Regions from separate parts of the Homo sapiens genome. Here all the other regions are linked to region 3. Evidence: chromatin contacts called from ENCODE Hi-C or POLR2A ChIA-PET data. All regions are on one chromosome and are shown on one strand. Each heading gives the region's core, a stretch centred on a gene start or an enhancer-like site at or near the end of the contact. The rest is flanking DNA. Distances are from core to core; before and after follow the strand shown.

Evidence for each region. A loop is a pair of places that touch in the nucleus more often than their neighbours do. ChIA-PET counts read pairs that join two places held with the same protein, here RNA polymerase II (POLR2A). Pooled maps may share reads with other maps.
Region 1: a map with no recorded cell type shows a loop between it and region 3 (9-fold over the local background). The contact joins the enhancer-like site here to the promoter of CSNK1G3 in region 3. A Hi-C loop is called at or near these places in 4 of 37 single-sample maps with no recorded cell type and 1 of 50 pooled maps.
Region 2: a map with no recorded cell type shows a loop between it and region 3 (5-fold over the local background). The contact joins the enhancer-like site here to the promoter of CSNK1G3 in region 3. A Hi-C loop is called at or near these places in 5 of 37 single-sample maps with no recorded cell type and 7 of 50 pooled maps. POLR2A ChIA-PET finds 5 or more read pairs at or near these places in 1 of 52 experiments (IMR-90).
Region 4: a loop to region 3 is called in a map with no recorded cell type, with 5 times the contacts of the local background. The contact joins the promoter of ZNF608 here to the promoter of CSNK1G3 in region 3. A Hi-C loop is called at or near these places in 1 of 37 single-sample maps with no recorded cell type and 5 of 50 pooled maps. POLR2A ChIA-PET finds 5 or more read pairs at or near these places in 1 of 52 experiments (Panc1).
Region 5: a loop to region 3 is called in a pooled map, with 2.8 times the contacts of the local background. The contact joins the enhancer-like site here to the promoter of CSNK1G3 in region 3. A Hi-C loop is called at or near these places in 3 of 37 single-sample maps with no recorded cell type and 3 of 50 pooled maps.

The regions. Positions count from the first base shown.
Region 1 is chr5:124,703,299-124,708,556 of GRCh38, forward strand. All of the region lies in intron 2 of ZNF608 (zinc finger protein 608), which reads right to left. Among named protein-coding and RNA genes, the nearest start is that of ZNF608, 41 kb to the right of the region's middle. Within about 2 kb of position 2,938, at least 9 of the 41 ENCODE cell types and tissues checked have a DNase peak (open chromatin) inside an H3K27ac peak, as active enhancers do.
Region 2 is chr5:124,652,404-124,657,408 of GRCh38, forward strand. The region is part of intron 3 of ZNF608 (zinc finger protein 608); the gene reads right to left. Among named protein-coding and RNA genes, the nearest start is that of ZNF608, 92 kb to the right of the region's middle. Within about 2 kb of position 3,613, at least 19 of the 41 ENCODE cell types and tissues checked have a DNase peak (open chromatin) inside an H3K27ac peak, as active enhancers do; they include IMR-90, where a contact is called at or near this core.
Region 3 is chr5:123,509,622-123,514,396 of GRCh38, forward strand. CSNK1G3 (casein kinase 1 gamma 3) reads left to right here and starts at 2,556. Exons shown (of 14, transcript NM_001364140.2): 1 at 2,556-2,949. RefSeq lists enhancers at 2,268-2,327, 2,488-2,697, 3,728-3,877 and silencers at 2,878-2,967, 3,138-3,207.
Region 4 is chr5:124,743,282-124,748,360 of GRCh38, forward strand. It overlaps ZNF608 (zinc finger protein 608), which reads right to left and starts at 3,358. Exons shown (of 10, transcript NM_020747.3): 1 at 2,914-3,358; 2 at 803-1,891. The coding sequence starts at 1,708. RefSeq lists enhancers at 210-259, 650-729, 3,599-4,597, 4,291-4,470, 4,598-5,079 and 3 more.
Region 5 is chr5:124,918,167-124,922,802 of GRCh38, forward strand. No RefSeq gene overlaps it. Among named protein-coding and RNA genes, the nearest start is that of ZNF608, 170 kb to the left of the region's middle. RefSeq lists an enhancer at 3,250-3,339. Within about 2 kb of position 3,050, at least 3 of the 41 ENCODE cell types and tissues checked have a DNase peak (open chromatin) inside an H3K27ac peak, as active enhancers do.

The DNA.
Region 1 (5,258 bases), core at 1,688-4,187, 1.2 Mb after region 3:
ATGAGTCTTATAGCGTATCAGTTCTCTGATTTGGAGGTGAGAACACAATGGGGCAATGACAGTTATGGTGGCAAGACATACTAACACTAGGATTGGCGCCAACTCTGATATTAACTAGCTTATGACCCTGGAGAGTCATTCAACCTCTCTGAGGCCCATTTTCCTCAACTAGAAAACACATTCCTGGCCAGGTGTAGTGGCTCACACTTGTAATCCCAACATTGTGGGAGCTCCAAGAAGGAGTATCACTTCAGGCTGGGAGTTGGAGACCAGCCTGAGCAACACAGCAAGACCCCCATCCCTATAAAAAAGTATTTAAAAATTAGCCAGGCATGGTGGCATGCGAGTAGTCCCAGATACTCGAGAGGCTGAGGTGGGAGGAACAACTGAGCCCAAGAATTCAAGGCAGCAGTGAGCTATGATCATGCCATGGCGCTACAGCCTGGGCAACAAAGCAAGCCCCTGTCCCTTAAAAACAACAACAACAGCAACAACAAATGCACTTTTCAGCCGCCTAATATTGATGACATATCCTATCACAACAGCTTCTAGACTAAATCCTTATTTCAACATAACTCCATCTATAGATATATTTGCATGCAGAAACACACACACACCCCTCTCTCTCTCTCTCATATTTATGTAATTTCCAAGTTCAAATTTCTATGGAATCTGGATGCCTTGAGGGGAGAAGCCAGAGTACTCTGGGCCTACTTGTAAGTTAATTGTGTTTGTTACCATTAACACAATTCAAATGTAACATGAAAGTTGAACTGATATTTATAGCAAGAACTTTTGAGTCCAGTTCAACATGTTTTAAAATGAGAAAGCTAAGGTTCAGAGAGTTTGACTATAAATATACACTTAATCATAAATAGCACTCCGATGTGATAATAGTCTTTAGACTATTTAAGGCTTTTAAGGCTTAAACCTGACAGTTACTATTGTTTTGAGGTTCACATCTTTGACTTGCACAAGTGAATTTCTTCGTTTCTTCACTGTAGTATCGGCTTCTCATGGTGGCTCAGAACTGCCACTCCCATAGGTACCAGACCAGCACTACCAGTGAGAGGAGAACCAAATGAGAGGAGAATCGCAGTTTCTCCCCATTCACTGTGAGATGTCGGGATTGGGGAGGAGGTGGAGCACAAAGTCTCCCCGTGTGGTCTACCATAGGCCCCTCTTCCTTAGAGGTCGCCAGCAAGAACAGGATTTGCAGGTGGGGATTACAGCCACTCCCAGAGGTGTTTTTATTTGGCAGGTATGTTACTTTTTAAAACATTCCAGTTTTTTTTAGCAACACTTTAATAAATTAGGAAAGAATTTAAATTTCTCCTATTTCGTAAAATAATTATTGGATTATGTGCTCTCCTGGGCCCACATTCCTCATGGCATCAACTGACAGAACTGAGCTTCACTGCAGCCTTGCCACGTGACTTGCCCAACCAGAGAATGCTGGAGTTTGTGCTTCCACCCTCTGCCTGAAACAATCACAGAATGTCGCCTAGCCCAACCTACTCAGTCGAGAGAAAACTGTGGCCCATATTTGTACAAGTGTAATAAGCTGTCTCTAGTGGCAGCCTAGGTACACATAAAACGATGGCATCCCACAAGCAGAAAATTGACAGGAGTTCAACATACACTGGGAAACAGAAGAAGGGTGGAAGGGAAGTAATTCAAAGAGTGTGGCCAATTCTTTCTGCTAGGTAAGAATTTCCCCCCAAAAGGTTTCAGTTCTCTTGTGTATCTCAGTGTCAAACGTGAAGTCACATGTATCATATGTAAAGGAGGATTTTAAAGCATTTTCAGTAGTTATTTTTGCCTTATACAAAAGATCAACTCCACTGCACCCTGGTTTCTCAGGTCAGTGATCCATACACTGAACCATAATTTCTTCAGCCAATGAAGGTCATTAAGGCAGAGGGTGGCAACAGTTTCCACAAGGACTCCCTCCAGTGAGGAGGCAGCATACCAGGACTTGAACCTCTGGTTCTGTTAGCAGACAGAATTGGGTTCAAATGCTGACCCTGTCAGTACTTGCTGTGTGGAACCCTGAGCAAGTTACCGCGCTTCTCTTCTCTAAGACTCAGTGTCTAGTTCTAAGAAATGGGAGTAATAATAACAATTACCCCCACAAGCGTTGCAGTGAAGACTCAGTGAGATAATCCGTGCAAAGTGAATGCTCAGCATAGTGCTTAGGTCAGTAAACACTGGCTTAAAAGTCCCTGGTCTGATATTATAGTTCCCTAACCCTGCACCCAACCTTCCAAAGCTCCTTTTTATATCCTACTATATTTAACATAAATCTATAATCCCCTCCAAATGCATGGTTAAGTGCAATTAAAGTATGTTAAAAATACAAGAAAGGGGGCTTAACCTTGAGAAGCTCAGCCTGGGGAAATACTGCTTCTTTCATACACTGACATCTGGCAGCAGTCAACTGGCTTAACCCACCTCCATTTTACAATTTTATGGCAATGATGGGATCACCATGAAGGCCCTGATGAGTCCCGTACTACTACAGAATCTCCTCCTCCTAATCTCTAGTTGCAGCTTTTTCTCATGCACTGCTGCCCTAACAGTCAGCTCACCTCAACTCTTATCACACATCCACCCAATAATTACTACACACCTGCCATTTGCCAGGCACCGTGCAACCTGCTAGAACAAGAGTGGCCCAAACAGACCAGGTCCCTGCCCTTCTGGACTGACTGTGTAGTGGGCAAGACTGTGACACTGGTCAGATAATCATACAAATATAGCAAAATTACAAGGATAATTGTAGAACTACAACCAAAGGAACTTTCATGGTGGCCTGAGAGCAAAAAGTAGCGTGTTAATGGAAGACAGGGTGGGGCAGGGATCTGTCTTCACTGGGGGTTGGAATCCAGCTCTACTGTTAGCTACAAAACCTTAAGCAAGTAGTTTGATCGCTCTGGGGAATCAGTGCCTTCATCTGTAAAACGGAAATAACATCTGGCTCATGTGACTACTACAGAAGATCATACAAATAACTTTAGCTCAGGGCCTGGTAGAAGGTAGCACTCAATAAACAGGGGCTATTGCTATTGTCAATATTAGTATCATTATTACAAATATATCTGAGACCTGAAATCGATAGGTGGTTTGGCCCTATGGGACCAAATGCTAGTATTTGCTACATTCAAAGGCAATTCACAAGAGGCAACAACAAATCCCTTTCTGAGGGGAGAAACACTAATATAGTTCTAATCAGATATTCCTCATTTAAAAATCAGTGGGGGATTATTAGTCTAATAATACTAACAACTGGAATAAAATATCAGAATAGAGAACTGGCCTGTTTTAGCAATGGTTTCTTTGTCAAAGCTCTTTTCTGTCATCTTGATAGGACACTGATGTAACCTATTAGAACCCAAAAAAAGAGGAAAGCAGGAAAGCAGCCATCTCCACTGGAAAAAAAAGACCCATAAGTCTAACAGCTGGTGGTGGCAGCCTGTCAAACCGAGGAAAGTTAATGTCAAGAACAGACGCGCGGCAGTCTCTCACTGTTATTTTTGCATGATTATTCCCAGGTGTTAGTGCATGCTGAGCAGTAGCCTGGCTATTTATCACGCGAGAGAGCCTAAGAGCATGGGAGGGGGAGCAGGGAGGCTGAAGGGAGGCAGGGAAGAAAAGGTTATTTACACAGAGAGCGGCACTTAGTGTGTGTAATCAGAGGGCTGGGTTGGGGGCGGGCAATCTGCAGGGAAACCCTGGCAATATTTTCTCCGTTCACCTTCTTTCAAGGGCTTCCTGAGTGCTGATGGGCAAGGAAGGATCCAAAGCTGGAGTGTTGGTGGGGACAGCTTTTCATCACTGGGGCATTTCACTGTGTTGGTCAGTGATGCTTTCAGTACCAGGAAACCGACAGCCAGTGAGGATAGGTGGCCAGGGTAGGGCTGGAGAGTGCTCCCTCGAGCACTCCTGCTCCACCCAGACCCAACAAAGAGACATTCAGGTGGCTCTGCTGCCAGGTAGAAGGAGAAGGCGAAACCCAGGACTGCCGAGAAGCAAGCCTCCAGAAGGCAGAGAGATTCCCTCCTTTACCTGGGATCAGGTCTAAACCCTGACAGGGAAGCTTGCCACAGCTTTCTCACGTCTATTGCCAAAAATATCCACACCGATCCTGCTATTAACCCCTCAATCCCGGGATCACCAACAACCAGAGGGGGAATGGTGTTTTACTTTGCTCAGAGCCAATATTGTTATAGTCTATGAGAATGCTGGGGCACGATTACTTAATGTTCACGTTTTCTCCATATCCTGGTATTGGGCTGTTTTATGAGATTGCCCATAGTCACCTCTTCATTTAAAAAGCATTAGAAAGAGACTCCACTACTACGTAGGGGAAATCACAGCTCTTTAGAGGCGACCACTGCTGCAGTCTCTTACTTTGCATTTTAACCACCCTTTTTCTGCCTGACGTCACTGCTTCTTTAGCAAAGCAGGGGAAGCTTTAAAAACCATTTCCTTAAATTAGGCACTGATCTTTTCTCCAGAACTAATCATTGAGGCTGAATTTCCATCCCTAAAGGACAAACCTGTAACAACTGAATTTTGGTCACTTCTAATTCTGCCTTTTCGTAAATGTGATGGAGACAACTCTTCCTTTCAGAACCATGATCAAAGCAATTTACGCTTTGCAGCTTGCTGAGAAAACAACATGGGCAAATTCTCACAAAGGGTCTAAGGTACCAGACTTTTTCCGCCTCCTTTAATTCTCACAACATTCCTGTTTTATAGAAGCAGAAACTGAAGATCTCAGAGGATGGGCCACTTTATCTAAGGAGCTGAAATTCAAGACCAAAGCTCTCTGATCTTAAAGTCCATGGGCTTTCTCATAAAAATAGTAACATCAGCAGCTACTTTTTAACACATACAACATAGAGGAATTATAACTGTCTTACCACATATAGTGTAGGAGGGATTATACTGTGCATTCTCTCTTTTGATCTTTACAAAATTGTTAAGGGAAGTATTTTACAGATGAGGAAAAGGAAACGTGGGAAAAGTTAAGTAACTTAAAAGGTCACTCAGGGTCGGTGGCTGAGCCAGAATTTGACCCCACATTGGTCTAACATCAAACGCAAACCCTTCTAAATGTAAAATAGAAGATGAGATGGAAAGAAATCTTTCTCCATGGGTAATTTCTGGCCCTTTTCTGTATGTTGGAAGCAATATACCTGAATCACCCTTTATTACCCATAGTTCAGAATAGTGAATCTCAGGCTTGCAAG
Region 2 (5,005 bases), core at 2,363-4,862, 1.1 Mb after region 3:
CAAGGAGATTTTGAACAGTCTCCATCAAGCAGTGCTAATTAAATATGTGTGCTTGTGTCTATCTTTCTTTATATGTACGAGCCGCTTCACAATGCCACAGAGTGTTTAAATCTGCCCACAATTCACATCCGAATATATACAGGCACATGTTTACACAGCCAAATCTGCCACTCTATATTGGAATGAAGGCTTAAGGAATGTTTCTCATATAAACTACACAGTGTACTGTTTCTTTGTAAGAAGGTCTATGTTTAGACAACACCCCATTGTGAAGGGCCAAGTATAAAGGCGGTGTTTAGGTTCTAAAACTTGTAAATGATTTATCATTTTGCTGAAATCTCAAAATCTTGAACATTTTATAACCCACAGTCACATAAAGCAGACTACACTTACTGAAGGCATAAATGCCCATGATGAAAATTAGTTCTTTAAAAGTGCAAATTTGTATTTTATAAATCTGGGCATAAAGTTCTATTTCTCACATGTGAATTGGAAATAAGTGTACACTTATTCCAGAAAGATTAGTTTCTTTTCACGCACATTTATTCAAACATCTAGCCAGTGAGCTAGGTGTTGGGGACGTTCTATACAGGTACTTTTCATCTTTATATTCAAGTATTCTACCAGGTTTATTATTCTTCCCTTTCCACCCATGGACTGGGCCTGGCCTTTGTCAGAGAGCTAATGCCCTGTAACATTTCATCTGAGGCTTATTACTAATAAAGTAAGAATACAGCTGAAGAGTACAATGGATGGTTTGAGAGTGTGCTGACCACACACAGCTTTCTTCTTTGTACTGTTAACACTTTGTCTAAGATGCTGCCCCCAAAGGCCTATTACCTACAGAACATTTAATAAGAACAAGGTCTTTATTATATAACCTGAGCCTGTTACTTCCTCAAGCCAAAAAAGCCTGAGACCTCATAAGGATTTCAGTCAGTGTTCTGTTATGTCCTTTGTAAAGGGTTTCCAGGAAGATGTCAAGCCCAACAAACACTTATTGTGTGTGTCTACAGGGTACACATTAGGTGCCTATTTAGTGCTATGGAATCAACCATGTTTTACTTGGAGCTCCATCCAAACTCTGTACTTCAAGAGTCTGTGCATGAAAAGAACAGAAGAGACACAGGCATACACTGTGATGCACAAGTGGAAGTATAGTTTTGTCTATTACCTGCATTTTTACAGTAGGCCCCTTATGCTATCACGTCAGGCTAGACCCTGGATTTCATGTTCATGGTGCCCCCACCTAGACCAGTGATCCTAACCCTGCCCCCATCTGACTGGACCAGTGATGGGCACCTGGAGCAAAGGCAGCCAGCCCAACAGGGACTTATGTTGGGAATCTGAATGAGAAATATGGAAGTTCCAAAGAACTGGCAATAGGAGTAGAAGCCTAAAGCTTGCAAGATAGTAAGAGGCGTAAAGAACCATGATGGGCCAAAGTTCCAAGGGCGCAATAGCTATAAGACCAGGAAGCCAACTGCACTGTTGGTGCAACACCCTCAGGACTTTGTGTGCGTGTGTGTGTGTCCTTTTTCTCTCCAGCTTCATCACTGATAGAAGATTTCACCAGCACTCCCCCAGGATTGCCTATTTTCCAGCCATCTTGTTAAAAAGTTGTTCCTTGTGTTAAACTAAATTTGTCTTTGAATACCTTGGTCCTGGCTGAGCCTCCTGATACCCTGCAGATGCAGTCCACCCATCATCCACTCAACAGCCTTTCATCCAGGCAAGGATAATGACCATGTTGGCATTCTCCCCACCTCCTGCTCACTGTCTTTTTCCTATTTTTTTTTAATGAGATGGGCTCTCAGTATGTTGCCCAGGGTGGTCTTGAACTCCTGGCCTCAAGCAATCCTCCCCCGTCAGCCTCCCAAAATGCTGGGATTACAGTGTGACCCACCACACCCAGCCTCTATGTCTTCTTTACTCTCCAGCCTAGACAAGTTTCTTCAACCGTTCTTCATGTCACATTTTTAATTCCCCTAAAAGAAACCTTGAAGATGCCTTAGTCCAAATCCCTAGGGAAAGTTAAAGTTCCTAATGAATTAGAAGCAAATGGAGACAAATGCAAAGGTTCTCACTTCTGTGAATCCTTGCCCTAGACACACGCATACCAGGCACACTGCCAAAAGACAGCCATTCTCTCCTGGATCCCCACAGCACTGCATACACAGTTCTTGCCCTGATGGAAACGTACGAGCCATGTTTCCCTCCCCTTTCTGAGCTCACAACTAGACTCCTTCTCAGCCTCCCTATCAGTCCGATGCAGCCATGTGACTGAGTCCTACAGAAAGCAAGTGAGAGAACTGATGAATGTGGGCCACTTCCAGGCCTGGCCCATAAGAACCTCTCATCCCTTTCTGTCTGGCTGCAATGGAAATGGCTATTGTGATCTCGAAGTCCTCAGGATAAAGGTGGCAGAGTCTCCTTCATCTGGGACCCTGAATGACAAGGAGAACTTCCCAGGTCTGAACTTAAGGCTATTTGTCCTACCGTAATACATGGCCCCCATAATATTTTACTCTGCTTGTATACACAGTATGCCTAACTCTTCCAACTAGATGACACTCCTTGAAAATAGGAGCAGTGTCTGCACCCACAACCCCTGGCGGCACAGTGGCTACCTAATAGTGAGAATTCATTAAACACCTAGGAACTAACTACACGAGGACTGACGAGAGAGAGAGTCTAGACTGAATCCTACTCAGTGACTTCCTTTTATTACTACCATACTTTTTCAATAAGCATAATCTCCCACTAGTTTTATAGATGATAGACATTCTCTGTGGAGAGGCTTTGCTCCCAAGATGTTATAAATGTGGTTTATGAATTATTATTTCTGGTATTTGTGAAGCTGTTTCCTCAAGAACGGGGCAAATGCCTGATTTCCCAGTGGATTGACATAATTCTGTTTGTATTGAGTTTAAAGACTGCTTCAGAGTCTTTAAAGTGCCTCATCCCCGGGACAGAAGTCTTTGCCAAGCATCGCAAATGCTGAGTTTGGAATCAGACAGAAGTTTTTTTGAACTCTCTCAGACTACCACATCTGGATGCATTTGATGTGCATCCAGGCAGAAAACAGAAACCTCATTCGAATAACACCAAATGGTAACCCATTCATGCCATATGCCTTTAAAAAAGAAAGTTTACACATTTCTTTCCTTTTATATATTTTTTTCTAGTGAAACATTGGTGACAAAATGTCACAATATGCTGATTTCATGAGTACAGGATAAAATTCATATATTTCAGATATCATATTACCCTCCATTTTTACACAACGTGACTATTGTGCAAGGTATGATTTATCACCATTTCTTTGTTCAGGACTCCCTCCCCCCATTATTATGTTGTCGTCACTCTGTGGTATTCAATACTGGTACTTTGTAAAGGCTGAATCTTGTATAGCACAAGCTTCGCTGTTCCAGCCTCGGAGCTTATAACCTTCAGACAGATCCTTCTTCAAATATAATTATTTGGGAAAATTTAAAATGTACAACTAAGGTTGCTCATAAAATACCTGCCAGCCAAAAATCAGAGGGACTTTCCCATTACCTGTGCCAAGTATATATAGAGCACTAGGACAGGAAAAGTAAGTGTTGTCACATGACCATAAAATGCAGTATGTTTTTTTTTTAAAGAGCCCTACCGCTGGGCTGAATGTTTGAAGAGTCACTTTAAACACATCCTGTAATCAAACCATCTGGAACACAGTGCTGCGATTAGTCACCCTGAACATAGGGCTTTATCTGAACAAATAGTGTATGGCAATGGAGCTTGGGAGATAGGGCAGTACTAACAAAAGGAAGTGTAATGAAACACTTTATGCCCTAGTGTGCCGCCACCCCAGTCATAAACCCCAGAGACACACTGCTCTGGTGTTAATGTACTACTTTATGAAAGCACAGTGAGCTTAAAGATTAAAGGACTGAAGGGCTAAAAATTGCTGGTTTGGATAGATCTTCTCTGTCAGCGGCTGGAATATGTTGGCATCACTCTATCTGCGTTAATTATAACCTCTCAGATGACAGTTGAGCATTCCTATTAGGGTTTGGTGTTATTTTCAGGGCATTAGGAACAGGGTTTGTTTATGGGAGGGTAGTTACGATTCTTGGTTTGCCAGAGGTTAATCTGAACACAGACTTGTTTTTGGTTCATCTAAACCCAATCCACATACAACGACAACAAAAAATGAAACCTTAAGCAATAACAAAAGCAATGGAAAAATGCTGTTCTACTCTGCATTTTAAAACATGATAATCTTTCTTACTTGACTGTACTTATCTCTTTCAAAAGTACATTTGGTCATTGGTATACAATCTATGGAAATCCTTTTTTAAAAAAAAAATCTGAAAGGATTTTCCCCCTAAATACACAGAATAAGCCCTAAACACACACACACACACACACACACACACACACACACACACACACACACACACAGCTAAAGAAACCTTGTTTCCCCATGGGCCTTATGGTTTAATACACAAAAGAACACAGAGCCACTTCCATCACTGTCACCTCCCCTGCAGCCTTTGTTCTGAGGCCTGATGAGCTGTATTGATTTGGGAAAATCATTGAGCTTCTTTGGAAAACTAGACTCTCGCTTATTCACTGCCATCTATTTCTTTCCCATGAAGACAGGTGGTCAATATCCAGCTGACTGGTCAGCTAAAAGAAGCCCAAGCTGCTTTTTTCTTGCTTCCCTAGTAACATTATCATTTCCCACTTCTAGAAGATACAATGGCCTGTTAAGGAGTCTTGTGAGTAAGAAGAGGGAGCAGAAATAAGACTTTTATAAGGCACCACCGGTAACACTAAGATGCTGTCCCATATGTTCACGTGGGAGGCTGCACCGCACATATAGATGGTGACGATATTTTCACTGACCAAGTTTAAGCATCAGTGAAAACTTACAGGGCCCAAGATATAACATGAAAAGAAATACTAAATCAAAACAGATCATTAGAGACCAGGTGCAGTGGCTCACGCCTGTAAT
Region 3 (4,775 bases), core at 1,306-3,805:
TCATAATGAAAATATTAATAGAATATAAATACCTGAAGAGTGGCAATGCCAGGAAATGTGAGGTGACACAACAAATAAACTATTTGATTTGTAATATAGCAGATTGACAAGTATAATCTGGCTGCTTAGGTTGGAGCATCATGCTATAAGATAAAGAGTTTTGCTTGCAATGCCTGTGTATTGGCTTTTCCTTCATTAATATAAGCTGTTTTCACATTGCCAATTTTTCATATATATACATACTTTTTTTTTTTTTTTTTAGACTTAGTCTCACTCTGTCGCCCAGGCTAGAGTGGAGTGGCGCTATCTCCACTTACTGCAACCTCCGCCTCCCAGATTCAAGCGATTCTCCTGCCTCAGCCTCGAGAGTAGCTGGGATTACAGGTGCACACCACCACACCTGGCTAATTTTTGTATTTTTAGTAGAGATGCGGTTTTGCCACATTGGCCAGGCTGGTCTTGAACTCCTGACTTCAGGTGAACCACCTGCCTCGGCCTCCCAAACCAATTTTTCTTATAAGTTAATAGAATGACCTGAAAATTTAATTGCCTCCTACCTAGGTTACTTGCTTTTTTTTTTTTTTTTTTTGTTTTGAGAAAAGATCCTACTATGTGGCCCAGGCTAGCCTTAGACTACTGGGAGATCCTCCTGCCTCAAGCCTCCCAAGTTCCTGGGACTACAGGCATTCACCACTACACCAGGCTTTGCCAATTTTAATCTATAGGAGCTTATAGGCCAAATTTTAACCAAAAGTCTTCCCTGCAGTGTTAAAAATGTAAACATTTATTCCCATACGTTTCTAATATAATTTAATAAATACTAGTCAAGTGAAACAGTGGGAGTGGAGAAGGAACAAAGAAATCTGTAACTGGTTGTGAGCAATTCGTTGTAAGTACCACCGTACTTAGACCAGCCCATTTTTAATTTAAAAATGTGTTTTGATCATATATTTATACACTTGACTTTCTCAACCATTTATGAAAACTTAGAAGAGTGGGTGTTCTTTATCAAAACTGAGTTTTTTGAGGTAGAGAGAATAAAATGGTTTGTTGGGAGTTGAGGACAATATTTAGAGTTTCCTGTGTTGCAGACACTTCTCTTCTATTGAGTGAGATGTTGTTAACTTTGTTTCTTGTCTATTAGTGGGTCCTGGGAGAGATCAGAAATTCTGGGATATGTCATCTGCCCTAGGCAAGTCATTCACAATTCTGAGCATGCATACATCTTAGCTGCTTTTGAGTCTCCTACAGAATGATGGTGTGGTAAGCATGGAGCAAAGCTCTTATCACTACCCTTCTAAGGCTGGTGATGCTAGTCACTTCTTAACTTCCAGTTTGGGGAAGAAGTGAGAAGAGAGGTTTAAAAAAAAGGCACTGTTGTATTACAAACCAAAATCAAAAACAGATTTCTATACTAACTACCCTTCCAAAGGTAACACATTAGCTATACCGTTAATCTAGCAAAGCAGGGAGGAAAATGAAGGAGTGCATTTGTTTCATTAGTCTTTTCGTTTTGAGAGGTAGACAGGAGAGATAGAGATACACAAGACTCAAGTTTCTTGATACAGTAAGTATATTAAGAATATAAACGGGTTTGATAAAATGAACATTTAAAAAACATGGCACCAGGCTGATTCTTCTTCCTGCACACCTTAATGCCTAACTTTTGAAAGGACTTGAGACATAAGAATCACAATTTTAAAAAATTATAGTTTCCATGCCTTCATGGTGGATCAATTTCCATAGAAGTCTACCAAAATGACTTATCTCCATCCCAGGGAAGCAACTGCAAGAGGGAAAATGAAAGGAATGCAGTCTTTCTATGTAGGCAGAGTGGACTTAAGTGTGAGTCAGAAACACCGATTTCAGTTTGTGCGCTGCAACTTGATAACTTGGGTGATGTTTGGCTTCTCAGAACTTTGGGAGGTGAATTTGAAAAACAGGTAATGCCACACTATATAGTTCAGAGGATTACCTCAGCTTACAAACAGCAAATGAGACGCAAATGTGAGCCATAATTCACATTTCTAAGCAGTTGGAGCCCTGATATGGCACTGGGGTTACAAACAAGCGGGGAAAAATGTCAACCCAGTGATGTCATACTCCTAGGCCGGGCCCTAAGATTTTTTTGGAACCTGGCGGGCTGAGCACAACAGGGAAAGCCTCAGCACCCTGACTTGGCACAATGGTACCCTTAAGGCTCTTTGCTCACTCAGTTCTTAGTAGCTCTCCTAAAGCATGGTGGTGTTCTCTTCCAGTTCTCTGCGTAGACTTTGCTATGCTTCTCCGCCCACTGCTTCATCCAGAGAAACACTCGTATCCACAGCCTCTCCCCACTTTCCCTCACGCACGGCTCTAGAAAGACGGGGATAGGGCGCGGCTTAGGCTTTATACACCTTGCCAGCCAATGACCGCGCCGTCTCCTTTCCGGTCGGCGATCCGACCAATCCAAGAAGGTTGGTGCAATCTTCGGCTCTACTCGGCTGTTTTCGCTGATGCGGGCAGCTTGGGGGCCGCCGCCGCTAAACAGACGCTTTCCTTTTTAATTTTTTTTCCATGTGTTCACTTCCGGGTCCGGCGTCGATCCGGATGCCCGAGGCAGAAGGATGTTTGACCTCCGGATAAGCGAGGCGCTGCTGTGCATTCATTCCGGGCTGCATCGGTGGCGACAGCAGAGGCTCGGGCGGCGACTCTCCGGCCAGCGGCGGCGGTAGGAGGCACCAGCGGCAGTGCAGGGACCGAATCCGAGCAGCGCTGCGTTACCTCTCTCTCTCGCTCCTTCCCCCCTACCTCGCTCGCTCGCTCGCTCGCTCCCTGCGTGGCTCGCTTTCCTCCTCCGGCCGCCGGCGGGTGTGATGTGCCGCCGCCGCTGCCCCCGCCGGCGCTGACGGACTGGGGGCGCCGCCCGCGCCCGGGACCGACCCCTCTGCTCGCGGCCGCGCCTTTGAGGTAAAGCCCCCTGCGCGTAGGTGCTCCGCTGCCAGCCCCGGCCCGGCGGCTGCCTCGGCGCGGCCGCGGCGCCCTCCCTCCCGGGTGGGGCTGGGGTCCCGGGCGGGTGGGGTGGGGTGCGGCGGGGGCGGCGCCGCAGGCGCGGGTGTCGGGGGAGGGGTGGGCGAGGACCATGGCGGGTGGCCCGGAGGCGTGGGCAGGAGGGGGCCGCGGTCGGAGGCTGAGGGCGCGGAGGGCTAGGGGGCAGCGGGGGCCGCGGGTGGCGGGTCGGGCTGGGTGCAAAAGTTGCCGGAGTGGTGCGGCGCGACTGGGGCGGCGAGGGAGGTGGGCCAACTGGGCCGGCGGGGGCTTCCTTAGGAGAGATTGGGAGGTGGGGAGTGTCGCCCACGGTGCTCCTTGACTGTGTCCAGACAATTACCTTTGGAGTAGGGGCTTCAGGCAGGAAGGAGGCATGGATAGGCTGGGAGGAGGCGACGGGGGCCAGCGTTCAGCTCAGGGATAAACTTCCCGTTGGAGTGTTTAAGGGGTTGGGTGGGGGGACACAGGGATTTACCTGTTTCTTAGAGCTTTGACTCAGCTCAAAACTTAACCAAGACATTAGTCAAAGGTTAGCAAAATCACTCTGATGGTTACTCTCATGGTGCCGGTTTGTTTGTTTATCCCACATGCAGGGGAAGTGACACTGAGAAGCATCGGGTCTCTTGGTCCACAGCCTCCACATTTCTTTTCAGCAGGATGAGGAGGGAGATGTGTGTCTACTCGTGGGGTGGGGGTAGTGAGGCCTGTGTCATGGTCATTCCCCTTCTCCCACCTCATGTTTTAGGGAGGAAAAGTTCAGATGGGGGAGAGAGTGAGTGTGCCTGTGTGTGTGGGAGACAGCTACTGTTGATACACTGTGTGAATTACTTTCAACTCTTTTGTAGTAAGCACCCAGGCTGGTCAGTGGCTCCTTTTAAATCTTCTATTAAAATATTTACTTTAAATTAGAGAATTAAAAATGTACTTATTTTTAATGAATTAAGAAAATAAGTCATTATTTTACTTTTTGCAATTACTTAGTCCGATTCAAATGACATTTGGCCACAGATATGAGAGATGGCAAACTATATCTAAGATGGGATATAAAATGAAAAGTATATACTTTTTAAAGATGTTTCTTTTTAAAGATGTTTCTTTGAAGAATATTGGCTTTCCCGGTAAATTTAGAAGAAAAACATTACAGAAATTGTGAGAATAATGTGGAATTAGATGTGAAACTAGTTTAAGAAAATATTTTTCACCAAAAAAATCAGATCTGGTGTGTGACATTAATAGCTTTCTTTTTTTTTGAGCTGTACTTAGTGTATTTTGTAATTATTTACAAACTTTGCTCCAGTTGTATCTTAGGATAAATTGTCTTATTCTTTTGTATAGTTAACCTTTATAGTTGCACAAAAGATAAAAGATAAAAATTACCTTTATGGACATTGGAAGAAAGATGTTATCAAATACATTGTGTGGCTTTGACATACATTCTTAGCAGAATGTACAGACACTTCTGCTTTATGTGAACTGGCATTTCTGAATATGCATTAAATAGAAGTAATTATTGAAATGGGAGACAGAAAGGTTAATTTTAATGTTGTTATGAATGACATTTTTTTGGGGATCTTGAGAAACGATTGTCTTTACTGATGATTTATTATAGTCATCCACCCCCTTCTGCCATTCATCAGCTTAAACATTAGTGTGTTATGTAATTATTGACATTTTCATCATTAGATTTAGCAAGCATTTACAATATATTAACAAAATCTTCAGTACATGAAAGGCATTTATTACTTCCT
Region 4 (5,079 bases), core at 2,108-4,607, 1.2 Mb after region 3:
TCACGAGTATCAGTCCAGCAAGTCTGTTTTATTCTTCTTAGCAGCCGTCCAGCTCCCCAGTCAGGTATCCAAGTGATAACACTCTTAAATCTCTAGCTAAGAACTGGGTGAGGGAACAGGGGTAGAGTGCTAACAGCCACCAAAACCATCGAGTTTTTCTGCAGTTATGAAACCAATGACCCAACACATCAAGCTTGGGGTTTCATTCAGGACCAATAACAAGAACTCATTCAAGGATATCCTTTCACAGTACTATTTTGGAGACAGTAAGAAAAAATAAAAGGGATGAGGTCTGTAGAATGTAAATTCGAATCCTCGACATTCCTCTCCAGGGAGGGAACTTGAACCTTGCACCTAAGGACACATTACCCGCAATACTAGGATGAATAAATTAAAATAGAAAACTGTTCCCCTTAAGGAAGAAAGCAGGACAAGAGTCAAGAGGGTGCATGAGCAGGTTTTCTATTAAAAGCACACGGCAACCTGCTGACTAGTGAGGAACCGATCTACAGGGCAAAAGGTACTTAGAACACTCAGGCCCTCCCACCTGGGAACCCAAACACTAGCATCACAAGCAGCAGCAGCAGCAGCAGCAGCAGCAAGGACAGCAGAAGCAAGAGCCAAACACTGCACCCAAGTAGGCTCCCCCATATCAAATTTTAATATAAAGGATGCATATCATAGAAATCTCACAAAGAACCAGAAAGCATAAAGTGTAAGGCACACAGAGGCACACCCCCACACACCCACACAAATGCACACAGAGGAGAGTAGGACATCTAGGAAGGCGACTTTATCCTACCTTCTCAGTTTTCAGTTTCTTGATTCGCCTGTGGCTCTCCTCCTCCTCCTCTTCCTTCTTTACCAACATAGAGTTTCCCATGAGCCCTGAATCCGGGGCACTTTTGCTAACTTCCCCTGCAGCGGCGACGCTGCCACTCCCAGTGCCCCCGCAGTGGAAGGGGCTCGCGCCACCTCCATTGCTCTTGGCCCCAAAGCCATAGAGGTGCCCCCCGGAAGGGGCCTGGCTGCCACTGCCATTCTGGTGGCCCTGAAGCAGGTCGTGCTTGTCCTTCCTGGATTTCCCCGCATCCTTATCCCGCTTGGCGCCTCGGCTGCTCTGGCTTTTACCTGGCTTCTCCTCTTTGCTTTTCCCACAGGAGCCTGCCCCCGCGGTGGCGGCAGAGGTGCTGGTGCTGGTACTATTGCTGTTTGGGTTGCCGCTGCCGCCGCTGCTCACACTTTGACCCAGCGCTGAATTCATGCCAGTTGCCTCTCCAGGGCGCCCTTGGACTTCCTGCCTCTTGCCAGTGCTGCTGATCTCGGGAATCCCATACAAGGCAGCAGAAGGCAGAGATTTATTAGCATCCTTAGAAGTTTTACTCCTTTTCACTTTTGATTTGCTGGTCTCTTTGTGTGAATTCCCCTGGGGAGCAGAGGCCTGAACAGAAGCAAATTTTAGGCCATCAGCTAAGGCTGCGGTAGCACCAGCCCCACTGGAGGCCGGACCTCCACAATCCTTGGAGTTGCTGCTACTAGTGGTGGTGGTGGAATTATTCATCTCAAATTTCTGTCTGTCCTTCTCCAAATCAGCGTCCAAATCAATTATTAAATTTCCAACCCCGATTTCCCAATCATCGCCACTGTCATAAGTATCAACTGTATTTGGATCCACACCTTTTCCTGCAGTAGAAATGTTCACTGACATCCTGAAGATGAGCTCTCTAGAATAAAAATCCGATGAACTTTTCTTTGGAGATGAGGGGACATTCGTTTATCTCCGCTGGGCTTTCTCTCAAAGAAAAAAAAAATCTTCTAATCTTCCTCTTCTTTTTCCTGCCCCACGAATGTGTCCAGGGATTTTACACCCTCAGTCCAGGTCCACCTTTTCCTGTGAAGGGGGGGGGAAAAGTCGAATATTTCTTGTCTGGGTGTTACCAGAATAAAAAACGATTAGTATTGGGGAATCAGTAAAGGGGACAGGGAAGGATGGAGAGTAAGGTGGCTCATGTATTGTCCTCACAGTCCAATATCAGGTTTAAAGGAAAATAACCAAACCCGAAAAATAAACCTATGACAGTAAGCATCTTACGGTAGCTAAAAAGAAAATCCCTTTATCAACAACACAAGGATAATCACCTTTTTAAAAGCATTAAATTATCTTAAGGATCTGATTCAAGTCCAGAAAGGTTTTTGTGTTCTTTTTTAAAGTTTAGGATTTCAGTCTGGCACATGTGATATCTCAACCCCAGAAACACAGCCTGAACACTCAGACAAGAAGGAAGAACACAGCTTTAAACATCCCTAAACATGTCCTAGATCTTGCAATTTAGAAGACCAGACCCTGGAAGTTCTGAGGCTAGTTTTCAGAATAGAATGTTGCTAAATTTTCCTTATTTCTAATTTAGGTTTCAGTACTTCTTTTTACAAATTGTCTGGGCAATCTGTTTTTTGTTCCTAGTAAGGAACAGAAAAAACAACCAATAACTGCCCCCAACACACACACATACCTCCCTCCTATCCTCTTTTCCCAAACAGCTTCTACAATTTCTTTTTTGAAATATGCATGTCTTTTAAGAGCATTTCTCTCTAGAAAAGACAGTGTTATATAAAAAGTTAAATACCTGCCTTTTGAGAAAAAAATACATTTAAACAATTCTACCATATTCCTAGGTCAGAGAATTGCTCACTCTCTTAAATACGGTGCTACTGACTGTACAGAAAACTGATTAAGACATACACTTTAAGTGATCTGCGCCAAGGTGGCCTCAATGACCGCAAATGAGTGTGTTTGACAAAGAGCAGTTAAAACGGTTTTTAAAGGGATCAGCCCCTTTTTAACAGTTGATTGTCAAGAAAAAAATAAATAAATATACATACACACACACATACACACACACAGACATTGCTTACCTTTTAATCCTTTATCATTTTTTAATTAGGCCAGCAAATCAAAATGCCTTTCCCACTCCACTCGGCAAACAAGCCTGTGCCTCATTTTACTTAAACACCAAATGATCAAGAAGGAAGAAACCAAATAACACATCTCAGCCAGAATAATCACTCGATAACATTATTCCACCTCCCCACCCCCCTTTTGGCAAACGAATCAGTCCTTTTCTCCTTAAAAAAAATGTGTCACTGTACAGCTGGAAAATAATGTTTCACATTCACAACAGAAGCACCAAAGGTTTTTTTTTCCTCTTAACAAGCATCGAGAATAATAGTTTTTTAAAAAACAGAGAGTTTAGAGAAAAAAGTTTTCCCAACTTCTCATTCCGCCTTCAGTTCCAGACTTCAGAGTCACCGTGATCAGTAATGATCCCATGTAGCAAACCTACAGGCGTCCGCTAGTAACGAGACAGAATGTGCTAACATCGGGATAAATTAGTGAAAGGGAAGAAAGAATAAGAAGAAAGGACTGAAAATCTGGGCTGGATTCCGCCTGTTAGTCGGGAAGTGGCATTTTTCCGCCCGTCCTGACAGATTTGATTTCTTGAACTAACTTAAGAGAAAAGGAGGGGGGGAGTAGAGGGAGGAGGAGGAGAAGAAAGGGTGGGATGAGAAACTGGGCAAGAGGAGAAAAAGAAAGGTGTGGAGGAGGAGACAGCAGATGATTCAGTGAGCTGATAAACCAGTTATAACAGCATTCGCTCGGGGCGGGGGGCGGGGGGCTTGGGGCGGTGGGGTGGGGAAAATAACGGCGTTTAAAATGGGCTCAGTCTTCGAAACCTAAAGGATGTGATGTTTTCCTGTCTTATGTTGTTTTAAGAAAAAGGAACTGAGTTCCTAGTATAGCTCCCGAGGGGAGTGGAATCCTCTGTCGCTCAGGTCAGCCAGTCATGTGGTAATTCGATAATTAGAGTCAAAATAAGGTTTTTGTTTTCTTTTTTTTTTTTTTTAAGGCGACCCTTTTCGGGAGTTTTTCCCTCTTATACTCGCAGCAAACGGTGTGTCTCCCTTTTATTTATTTTTTCTCTCCTCTCCCTTCGCCCAGCCCCTCCTGTGTTTAGTCAGATGGCCCCGGAGCTTGGCTTAGTATTTTTAATTAGCTGGCGTTTGGAAGCTAAAAGCAGTAATGAATTGTTGATGGATTGGAAGTGGAGAGTCGCTTTGCTGGAAATGTCGGGGCTGGGAGAGGGGGATGGGCGAGTTAGTAACAACCAACCATCTAAAAGGAGCGATTTTGTTACAGTGCAAGCCTTTCACATCACGTGAGGATCAAGGGCTCAATTGGTTGTCGTGAGAACAAAAATGGTGACAAGCGTATCAAGAAAATACTGATCTGGTCTTTAAAAAAAAAAAAGCTGAAAGTCTCTCCCCTCCCCCTGCACACACTCCCCCAACCTCCTCCCCCCGCCCCCCCGCAGTGGGCGAAGCTACAAGTTATGAATGTGAAACATTTCTCGGAGATCTAGGATCTCCGAAGTTCGGAAGGAGCGAAATGTAATGAGCACAAGAGCAAAGCAGATGTTTTAAAGAAACACTTTATAAACCTTTCCTCAACTTATCTCCAATTTGTCGGCTTTCCCAAGGGGCCAGGGACGGGGACGCCTGGGGGAGGGAGAAGGGTATCTCCGAGCTACTTGGATTTTAGGGACCCCCACTTCATGTATTAAACAAAGAAAAACCTTTTGCTTGCTCCCCAGCCTGGTCCTGTAATAAATACACCATTGTTACTATTTGTGGGTTTGTTTGGGTTGGGTGGGGCTTTTATTTTTTCTCTTAATGGTATTTTTGTTGCTTGCTTTTTTAAGGAGATGGCGAATGGTAATTATAACCATTACATGTAATGAGTGACTATTCCCTTGTTTAATATTAAATTATCGGGCACTGGGATCTGACAGGAGACAGAAATCGGCTTGTTCTGCCCTTGCCCCCATTTTCCTGGATCGCTTTGGGAGGGGGGTCTGCCCAGCTAGGACAGAAGAGGGAGGGAGTAAGGTGAGCTAGAGAATTGACACTGCAGACCAGGATATGCAACTGTGTCACTTTTATTCTCCTTTGGGTTAGAGCCCAAAAGCTAATTTCCTCTAAGTTACCCCGAGTGCCCAGTCAAGCTTAATTTGTGTGAAGTTA
Region 5 (4,636 bases), core at 1,800-4,299, 1.4 Mb after region 3:
GCAGTGGCGTGATCTTGGCTCACTGCAACCTCCTCCTCCCAGGTTCAAGCAATTCTCGCGCCTCAGCCTCCTGAATAGCTGGGACTACAGGTGCCCGCCACCATGCTCGGCTAATTTTTGTATTTTTAGTAGAGATGGGGTTTCACCATGTTGGCCAGGCTGGTCTCAGACCCCTGACGTCAAGTGATTCACCTGCCTCCCACTCCCGAAGTGGTGGGATTACAGGCGTGAACCACTGTGCCTGGCCTAGACTTTTAATCTTAGATTTGCTCTAGTTTTCAATAGAAAAAAATTAATGAAAATCTATAAAAACAACTGTGCTGCAATGTATATTGTCTTTAAATACTGTTATTGTGCAGGGAGTAAATAGCGTAAGGAATTACTGAAGTAGGGACTACTTTGAATCCTGCTTCTTTTTGCTTGTTATTGACTAAGAGTCTGCTGTAGGACAAAACACTGTATTTGCATATGTGCTTAGATAACATTATGACTTGAGACTGATTTGTTCAATTGATACTGTTGTCCTGGAAGCACAGCCATTGCAAAAGGGCACCATGCTATCTCTTAGTAATGCATTTAATATCTCACAAATTATTTTCCTTTCTTCTAAATTTTACTTGCAGAAAGAATTTGGGCTTAGTGAAATGCGTCCTACTCATCAGTTTTGGAACACATGGAGAAAAACAAGAAGTGCTTTTTCTCTTAAGCCAAATCTAATACTATTCCTTATAATGGTGCAGCCTTGGCCGGAACCTGCCAAGGAAGAAAACATCAGTAATTCCTTTATCTGTAAAGTAAAGAGCATATAAGGGACCTGATATTCATTTTGACAACCCAGAAACTTTTTTTCAAAAAATTCTTATTTTATCAAAGGAGAAGTACCCAAAAACCAGAGTTCAAATTTGAAATGAGTGAGTGGTAAATACCATTTCTGCTAATTTTATGAAAGGAAGTATATTCCTCTTATGAGAGCATGTGGCTGGAATCTGAAGAAGCATGAATTTGAATCTGCTGTATAAAATCAAGAAGGCCCAACTTACCTAGCCTCTGTATGCTTTAGAGCCTCATAGGGCACAACAGAGAAGTGTTTATTTCACGAGAGGTTACATAATAGCCACACTTCTCATTCTGGTAGAAAAACAGTTACTGGCATCTACTATGTTGTAGGTCTACTGGAGGAAGGGAAAAGACAGAAAACCTACTGTCTGAGATTTTATAATCTAGCAGTGGGGAAGACAGCACTTTTGCTGTGGAAATAATTCATAATCAAAAAGTTTTATGTCCATAGAATACATTATTCATTTGAGTCCTTAAGAAATTGAGAGCTGGTTGTGTTATTATAAAGACCCTCCATGCTAATGTGGTAAAATGATTTTAAAGATCTAATTTGCAAACAGAAGAGCAAGAATTGCTGAATAATAATGACACTTATCATTGATGAAAAACCCACTCTGAGTTTCTTACTTTACAGATATCTTTTCTAAACTTCCTATGGACCCTGCACAAACGGAATTATTATTTTCATTTTGCAGAGGGAGCAACTGAGGCTGTATAAAGTTAGTGACTGAGTCAGGAATCAGACCTATGTCTCCCAGACCCCAAGCACAAGTCCTTTGAACCTCTGAGCTATAAGGCTTTGTAATCCTGATGAAGGGAAATGGAGATGGGGAGGGGGTGAAGAAAATCTTTAAATTCTTTTTTTTTTTTTTTCCTCTGCAACACTTTAAAAAGAGACAGGACAAAAGAAGAATGCATGTTCTATATGCACATTTCTTTGCAGCCCTCTGATGAAGTACCTCAAAAGCTAAGCTCCCATCAATCCTGGAGAGATAGAATCAGCAGAGCATAGTGGCAGAATGAATGGTTTAAAAGGAACAGCAGCGACCAAAGAACTTTTTATGCAGAGAAACCCCAAATCTGGGGCAAAGCCCTCCTGTTCATTTTATCTCACACAAGGTAGGTAGTGCTGCCTGTCAAGGTAATGCATTACTACACTATTTGGAAAAACTACAGTTCTAATTAGATGAGCAAATAAATGTTCATTTCAATTTATTAATATAGCTGTAGGCCTTGTTACAATTTATCTCCCGGTTTTGAGACCAATCCATCTCGAGCTGGGAATCATTGTGGTGAAGTAACGGGTTTTAATAATGGATACAGGCAGTGAATTATTCAGGCAGAAGGGAGCAAGCCTTGATGCCTTCACTCACTTCTTTAATTAACTGTGAGATGCTGACGAGTCTGGGCTGTCTCGAGGCTTTCTAAGTTTGTCTGCATCAGAACTGTGAATTTTTCTTGGGCCATAGATATGTTGTGCTTTCAGGTCTATGCATAGCCAAGAAGTGACACCAGCTATCATATTCTCATTTTGTCTTCTTATATTCTCAATTCTGTGTCTGCTTAAATATTATTTTCCTGCAACTTCTTGAGCAACGAACATTTTTCTTGACAAAATGAACATCTTTGCTCTACTGCACTTCTGGATAAGACTTCAACACATGAAAATCCAAGATATTTCAATTCTCATATAAGTTTGGGAACTAATCAATAAACCACAAAATCCAGTTCTAGTCACTTCAGTCCATTTAGCTTGTTTTAAAGCCATTTATTTTCATGGCTTAGAAATAAATAAGCTGCTAGAAAAGAATTTTTCCTCTCCATTTGACATAGCATCAAACAAATAAACAAAACTAAAACTCTTACTAAAGGCAGGTTCCATTATTTGTGGAGCTTTGCAGTCTGCCCAAGTGGTTTCTGTAAACAAAACCTTTTAGGGCTTGTCACTAAACAAATGGCAGAATATGGCTGTGTACGTTGAATTTTCTTCTTTGCCTAACACAGATCTTCTAAGTAGAAAGTGCATCTAGCTCACAGTCTTTGCTCCAGTGTTAATCAATGGTTTTTGCTGTGAACACATTAATAACATGCTTAGATAATTGATTCCCCTTAATCTGGACGTTCTACTTTGCTATTACCTGTGACCATGAAAGTTAAAAGAAAAGTGCACATAAGCTGTTTGACAGCAATTTATTTATGCTGTGACAAGATAGTTCCTCTTTCAATTTTGTCACATCAGAGAGAAAGTAAGAATCTGGGGGAGGTCTGAGCTCACCACTTCTTGGTAGAAATTGAATCACTTTTTTCTATAAATCAAAAGTCATGTTAAAAGCTCTGTGAAGTAAACAATGATGTATATGAATTAGCAGCACAACCATAGTCAATACAAATCAAAGTGGCTTTATGAAGGTATTGATGTTTTCAGCTCTTCCTAAGGTTGAATACATTTAAGCGTTTATTCCCCAGGGCATTGTTGATCCAGATGAATGTATTCACTTTGAAACGAGACCATAGTCGCCGCTAGAGACAAAACTACATACACTGACCCAGATACGGTTCTTCCCCAGACCAAGTGACCCCAGCTGCAGCCGGAGTGCTCACAGTAAACTGAAATTACATGAATGACACCCAGGGAAAGACGCTTGTATTATAAAGAGGCTACATTTCTATTTGGTTTACTGATGTATTAATTTTTCAAAGTTTGGAATCTCTTCAAATACAAGGTAAATGCATTTTCTAAGAATTTGGCCCAGTGGCACTCGTCTGGATGTGATAACCTGTTTTTCCTGTATCATGATTTAACTTAAACTACTCTTGTAAGTGACTGATTCTGTATCTTCAAGTTACATTCATACATCCTGTGACTGGATATTGACGAATTCAGTAGGTGCCACAGGCATATCTTGCTTGTCTGAAAGGAAAGTTAATTTTATACTAAGATGCCACCATTAAAATAGATAATGAAAGCATTGTTAGGATTTACCAGATTAGCTAAAGCAACAAAACATCAGATTGTAACTAGATGACCTCGGGGAAAAACACAGGATGTATATTTCCACAAAACATCCCGCATCATTTGACATATTCAAAGTAAAGGTAAGCCATGTATTTTGGCCTTTATGTTGTTCACAGAAGAGTTCTTTGCACACTGGATATACATTGGAATTCATCTTCCTTTTCTTCTTAGTATGTTAGAATATCTATGTCTTCAAAAGGGTCAGCCTCAAATGAGTGAGCCAAAGGCACTTACATGCAGACCAGTACTTATTAGAAAGAACTGAGAAATGAAACATAAACTGATAAGTGAGTGCAAGTCATTCATCTTTTTAAAGCCCATAAAAAGAGAATTGTAAATTAAAATGTCTACAATAGGTTCAACACCTCTCTCTCAGCCCCTCCCTTTCCTTTGTCATGCTACAGCATTCAAGTGTGGGAATGTTTCTCTGAAACGTGTAAATCACACATTTAGTCATGCCATACCCAGGAGCACCGTACCGGGAGGAACGGGGAGGAAGGCCAAGGAAATTAAATATGAGTCCAGCAGTTTGTTAATGAAACATTTACACAAGCAGTTTATATGGTTGTAATAAAAAAGGGGGGCCTCTTTCATCGCACCTTTTCATTACTTAGCACAGTCTTTAAGAGGATTAATGTGGAAGGGGGGAAAAGAATGTGCTTATCAGTTGAGTCTCAGGATTGGTAATGCTGAGTTCTTAATAGATTGCCTCTGGATTTAGGATTACTGTGGTGCAAATTCTTCCAGGCTTTCAATAGAATAGAAAGCAGTTTGTTTTCCCCC